Linked DNA regions of Homo sapiens: region 2 is linked to region 1. Evidence: chromatin contacts called from ENCODE Hi-C or POLR2A ChIA-PET data. All regions are on one chromosome and are shown on one strand. The core of a region is the stretch at or near the end of the contact, and the rest is flanking DNA. Distances in the headings are between cores, read along the strand shown. Region 1 has its middle 620 kb from the start of CHSY3-AS1. Region 2 has its middle 510 kb from the start of HINT1.

Region 1 (3,270 bases), core at 179-2,678:
GATGAAGAAAATCATAGTTCTATGGGTCTAAATTACTCAGAGACTGTGAAAGATCAGGATGAGAATAGGAGAAATGAGCAAAGGGAAGCATGAAGAAAAGTAAAAGGAAGAGGAAGAACAAGCATAAAGGAACAAAGATGAAGTGGGGGAAGCTCCATGTGCTGTGTGTGAATGTGTGTGGCATGGGTGAGTGCTCAGGGACATCGGCACCAAAGAGTAAGTCATTTCTATTTTCTCAACATTTAAAATATAGACTATATACCTGATGTGCACTTGAGTGGCATTAATTGATAGTGATTTACTTTATTAAAAGTATCATATTCACCATTATGCTTTCAATTCAGTTATAAAGTTGCACTGAATGACCTGTTCATTTGGATTCATTTATGTTCAAGAGGAGGAATGAAATAGAATAAAATATAAATAAATGTATTTTCACAATTGTCATTAATTATTTTAAACTACGCAAAAATATTTTCCTTATGTCTCACTTTAGGAAAAATTCTAAATGAAAATTTAACCTCATATATTAGAGAGGAAAAATGTTTTGTCATTTAAAAATAATTAATATACTCTTTTTAAAGTAGGATAGGAAACAAGATTCTCAACACATAATGTGACTGCTCAATTTTAAACTCATATCTGCCAAGGATATTTTCTTGGTCATGTTCTCCTCTCTGAGTTCACTCTAAGCAATGCCCTTCAGTTTCACAACTTTAACTCTCACTTTGTAATGGGTAATTTAAATTTCCTCTCTAGGCCCTGAGCTCTAAATATAAACCTAGAACTGCAGCATCCCTCTTACCTAAAATCAATGTTTTAAATTTCTTCAATATTCATCTACTAGACCGGGAGTGATAGCTCACGCCTGTAATCCCAGCACTTTGGGAGGCCAAGGCGGGCGGATCCCGAGATCAGCAGATGGAGACCATCCTGGCTAACATGGTGAAACCCCGTCTCTACTAAAAATACAAAAAACAAAATTAGCCAGGTGTGGTGGTGGGCGCCTGTAGTCCCAGCTACTCTGGAGGCTGAGGCAGGAGAATAGCGTGAACCCGGGAGGCGGAGCTTGCAGTGACCCGAGACCTGCACTCCAGGCTGGGCAACAGAGCGAGACTCCATCTCAGAAAAAAAACTAGACAATATGACAGCACCACCCTTCTGTTAAAAAATAAACTTGTAATGAATCATTATTATGAAAGATTGTTCAGTCTAAACTCCCCATTTGATTCGTCAAAACTGTTCAAAGTTTTGGTCTCAGACTGTCTTTGTAATTTCCTTCCACCACTATCTTTCCTGTACATCATATTCCACACAATCTGAGGTTGCTATTTGTCATGGACATCTTGCAGTTTCTCTCTGTATGCCTGATCATCTTTACTCCATAGGGCAGCCATGGACATGTTCCCTTCAGATCTCTTTAAGAAAACCTGCTATAGGGAGCAGAGTTAACTGAAAGCCTGCAGCAGCCAGTCCTGTGAATGCTGAGACCACATTTTCCTGGGGCTACTGTTAACCAGTGACTCAGCATAGTAGAATTATGAGTGCTAGCCCATTTCTGCCCTGTGCAATATGTCTCAAATAGGCAACTTTGATTCATGGAACCCCCATGATCCTGCCTGAGACTTTCTGAGAACAATGCTACAGCCTAGAGCTCTTCCTATCTAATTCTTCCCTCTCTCCTTTTAAAAAGAACAGACATGCATCATGTTCTGAGGCTTTCTTTATCTACTCTTACACCTTCACCCTTTATTCTTCATAAGTGTCTCCCCTAATAAATGTCTAGTACACATAGTCCCATGTTGGTGTCTGCTTCTCAGAAGACCCAAGGTGACAAACACTTCTCATCTCTGTGTGTCTACTTCTACTCATCCTGCAAGATTGAATTCAAATACAATTCATCAGCAATTCTCCAATTAATTATCTGAGAGCAGCTCTTTTTCTCCTCTGATATATCCTTTCATTCCTCTTTTTATGGTATTTTATTCCTTTAAAAATGTATGAATATGGGATGTTTGGACCCACAGTGGCAGTGGCTGCTGTGCATGCCAACCTATGCATGGTGGCAGCTGGGGATCCCAAGGTTGGGCCTCTCCCGCAGGTGCTGACCTAGCTGGGTTGTGAGTGGACAGTGGCCTCAGTGGCCAGCCAGCCAGGTTGAGGCTCTGGAGAACAGAGCAGAGCCTGGGCCCAGGCCTGAGCCAGGGAAGGATGGGTGCCCAACAGCCCCTGGCCCACCTGGTGGGTAGGGCAGCAACAGTGGCCTCCTTAGATGAAGAGAGCTTTGCACTGTACTTAACCTCTAATGCAGAATTTGATGCTGTGATAGGATATTTAGAGGATATTATCAAAGATGACAAGTTCTAGTTATTAGAGAAATTTCATGGACAAGTACTACTGAGAGTTTGCAGATGCAGAAGAAAATAAACTCAACTTCATGCCTATTTTTAATGAATATATTTCTTTGGTAGGAAAGTATATAGAACAGCTGCTGGAGAGGATTCCTGGATTTAACATGGCAGTTTTCACAGCAACATTACAGCACCATAAGGATGAAGTGGCTGGTGACATATTCAACACGCTGCTCGCATTTATAGATTTTTCTGGCTTTTAAAGAAATATTTCTGGACTACAAAGTGGAAAAAACAGGCCAGGGACTGGACTTAAGCAGTGGTTTAGTGGTGACTTTGCCGTGCAAATCATCTTCTATGCCAGCTTCCCAGAACAATCTGCTGCACTAAGTTCCTGCCTCCAGGCAATGAATGGGAGCATTCTGGACGTCACTGGCCCAGTAGGCCAATAGGCTCAGCTAATTATCACAGAAGAATACATCTTAAATAGACTGACTCTGTTCTGCAACTCTTCATTCATGTTAAGTATTGATGGGTCAAAACCAAAATGATCTGACACTCCTAGACCTGTCTCTCCTGAAACACTTTTCTGTATTTTATAACCTTAGTACTCTTCCCCAAGTGCTCAGTAACCCTAGTATTCCTCCCCTCCCCAACTAGACACCTCTTTCAGGTGCTCTGAGTCAGATTCCTCTGAAGCAAGCCCATGTCAAGCATTCCACCTAGCGGGGCCCTTCCCCCAGTATATGTGTTGGTATGTCAACACATCTACCATCACCAACTCTTCTTGTCCCGGCAGGCTCTGCATGAATCTCTTTGTGCACTCACAGTTCTTTTTAGTATGAGTCAGAGTTTCGGTCCTTCAGCCTCAATGGGGCTTTTGAGTATTTGGGAGTACTTATCTAGGGTGTTCCTCAAG
Region 2 (3,199 bases), core at 647-3,146, 120 kb after region 1:
GGAACAAGAACAAGGCTATGGCCAAGCACTTTTCTAAGTACTTTACATGTATCACTCATTTAATTATCACAAAAACCTATCAAATAAGTCCTATTATTACTGCTGTTTTGTAGATGAGAAAACTGAAAACACAGAGATTAAGTAACTCATCCAAAGTCACACAGATGGTAAATATTCAGCCAGAATTCACACCCAGACATTCTGACTGAAGTTTTCATGCTTTTAATCACTTCTTTTTGGTCTCTCTAGGTTTCAGCTTGATATCTTTAATTTGGTAAACAATAAATATTAGCATTATTATTAACACAAGTGCATGGCTTTATCAGGCTTTCATCATTTCTTACTTGGACTATTGCATTAGTCATTACATCTGTCTCATTGCATATCCCTAGGTTAATCTATCTTGCATTGTTACCAAGAATATCTTTTAAAAATAAAAGAAAGAACTAACCATGTTATTCACCTGTTTTAAATTTTTTATTGATTTTATTTATCTACCAAATAATATTTAAATACAGCATATCATTTAAGAGCCTTAACAGTTTGGATTCAAAATAATTAATTTCCTTGTTCCATATTTTATAATTTCTCTTTCTTGCTTATTCCACAGTTGTCTAATCTCCAGCCACACAGAAAGCTAACTGGTCCAAATGGTCTGTGGAGCTTTCATTTTAGCATAAGCTAGATCAATATGTTATAGCATTATGTTTAAGAATTATTAATCTCCAAATTTGCTGCTACCCTCCTAGCAGCACTCCAACAGTTCCCAGGTTTTCTTCTGTACTTTCCAGAAGTGGGAAGAAGGAACTTAGGACCTAGTGGAAACATAAGTTTCAATAGTCATCTCACTATGGTAGATTACGGATCAGGTATCACCCAGGACCAACTTGGTTTCAGTTGATAAGCATTAAGCAATAGTGTTTCTGGGTAAAATCTGTTATTAGTGCGTGGATGCCAGGTTAGGGATGAGGAAGCCAGGCCCTTAGAGAGGACAGTGTCCTGGTCCCACGCAATAGATCTGATACCCATAGAGAGGCAGAAAGCAGAAGCTGGAGCAACTTTTCCACAAGAGACTTGGGGCCTGAGTCCTGCAGCTCTGGAACTTGGGAACCAAGTTGAACAATAGCTTGGGAGCAGGCATTCTCCCAATTCAGAATAAAATGCAGAACAGCTCCAGGGGCAGAGGGAAGGCAATGGGATAGCACATTACTCAGCAAGTGGGGAGGGGAAGCACTGACAGAAAATTCCTCAGGCAAGTGGAGGGGGGCTCATGAAAAGACTGTATGAGGCTGCTAGTTTGGAGCAGACATGAGATACTCCAGAGATCCCAGGAACAACAGGGAAGGCAGTGTGACTATTGGGTAGCTGTGATACAGTGATAAGTGCTCTCCAGCTGGACTCATGGGGTGAAATGGGCAGGTGGGGCACAACCCAATGAAGCATAAATAATAATGTCCCTCTTTTCACCTATAGGAGGGATTACAAATACACCTAAGTATATTGCTTGTCATTTGTTTTGTGATACACTCTACAACTGATCTGGCTAGACCAGTATGTTATAGCATTATGTTTAAGAATTATTAATTTCCAAATTTGCTGCTACCCTCCTAGCAGTACTCCAACAGTTCCCAAGTTTTCCTCTGTACTTTCCACAAGTGGGAAGGAGAAGGGACTTAAGACTCAGTAGTAAAATGAGTTTAAATCTTGGGTGCTGAAGAGTGACTCTCAGGATTGAAAACTGATTACTAAAATCAGTCTTGATTTATGGCAGATTGCATTTGTCCACTGAATGCTAAAACATACTAACATCTGCAATAGTCAAATTCCAGGTCTCACAATTAGAACTTCATATGTGTTTTGCCTTTCCCACAGATGATTCACACTCTCACTCTATCCTCCAAATGGGCCTCAGTCACTCATCATCCAGTGATGATTCACTCTGCTCCTGTTTATACTTAAACACATCATACAGCAACTATTTTCATATATGTCATGGTTTCCTTGAGTGACATATGTTTCTGTAACGTTACTGGAACACAAACCTATGCAGAAACTCTCAAATTCACGAAGTGACCTAGAGCTCTGGTCAGGAGCCTAGAGCTCAGGTCAGGAGCCTGGTCAGGAGCCTGCCAGGTCAGGAGCCTGGCATTGGGCTCAGAATCTATTCTAGGCATAAAGGAGTCCTTAATAGGTAGTGTAAATAACTTCCTATTTCCTTTGTGTTTTTGTTTGGTAATAGTGAAACACTGGAATTTTGTGGATGTAGCAGTGTTCATGTAAGAAGAGGCCCAATAAGAAGATATTTTAAAATTCTAATCAGCCTCCTCCCTTCATCTCAGCCTAAGGCCCTCTGGCCTACAATTCCCTTTCTTAAGACCTCATTGAATTTGATTTCATTTAATTAACAAAGAAAAAAGCAGATATCTCATTCTTTATCTCCCTGCAGTCTTACTTATGACATTTAATCTAGTATTACATGTTTCTGAAAGCAAATTATTATTAGAGTGTTCATTATTGCTGTAATCCCTTACCTAAAAACATTCTGTTTATTTTGTTTCCCTGAACTGTCACCAAAGACGTCAACATTAATACTGTATTTTTCATAATTTTTGACACAAGCCATAGACACTTGTGCATCTTCTTTGAGGAGACTCTAATTCTGAATGTATGGCATATGTTCCAATGAAATAGAAAAAGGAAGGCTGGGTGCAGTGGCTCACGCCTGTAATCCCAGCACTTTGGGAGGCCGAGGTGGGCAGATCACAAGGTCAAGAGATCGAGGCCATCCTGGCCAACATGATGAAACCCTGTCTCTACTAAAAATACAAAACTTAGCCAGGCATGGTGGCATGCACCTGTAGTCCCAGATACTCAGGAGGCTGAGGCAGGAGAATTGCTTGAACCTGGGAGGCAGAGGTTGCAGTGAGCAACAGAGCGAGACTCCATCTCAAAAAAAAAAAAAAAAAAGAAAAGTAAAGTAAACTAGCAAAGATGGCATCTACAAGGTAAAGTCTTTCAATTGAAAAGGAAAGATATATAAAATTATTTCAATAATTTATGTCTTCAAAAACAGTATATTTTAAATAGTAAAAACAAATAGAAACCACATAGCCAAATTAAAAGATTCTTGCATCCCAGCATTTGATTTACAGTTGAATTATAAGTTAAAATGTTCTATGGTTTCAGACTGCAGTATGCA

Evidence for each region. A loop is a pair of places that touch in the nucleus more often than their neighbours do. ChIA-PET counts read pairs that join two places held with the same protein, here RNA polymerase II (POLR2A). Pooled maps may share reads with other maps.
Region 2: a loop to region 1 is called in a map of mammary epithelial cell, with 4 times the contacts of the local background. The contact joins two enhancer-like sites. A Hi-C loop is called at or near these places in 1 of 168 maps with a recorded cell type or tissue (mammary epithelial cell) and 1 of 50 pooled maps. POLR2A ChIA-PET finds 5 or more read pairs at or near these places in 1 of 52 experiments (WTC11).

Annotation. Positions count from the first base shown.
Region 1 is chr5:130,527,148-130,530,417 of GRCh38, forward strand. It overlaps the pseudogene ARL2BPP4. Among named protein-coding and RNA genes, the nearest start is that of CHSY3-AS1, 620 kb to the left of the region's middle. RefSeq lists an enhancer at 2,581-3,270. Within about 2 kb of position 1,429, at least 2 of the 41 ENCODE cell types and tissues checked have a DNase peak (open chromatin) inside an H3K27ac peak, as active enhancers do; they include mammary epithelial cell, where a contact is called at or near this core.
Region 2 is chr5:130,650,460-130,653,658 of GRCh38, forward strand. No RefSeq gene overlaps it. Among named protein-coding and RNA genes, the nearest start is that of HINT1, 510 kb to the right of the region's middle. Within about 2 kb of position 1,897, at least 2 of the 41 ENCODE cell types and tissues checked have a DNase peak (open chromatin) inside an H3K27ac peak, as active enhancers do; they include mammary epithelial cell, where a contact is called at or near this core.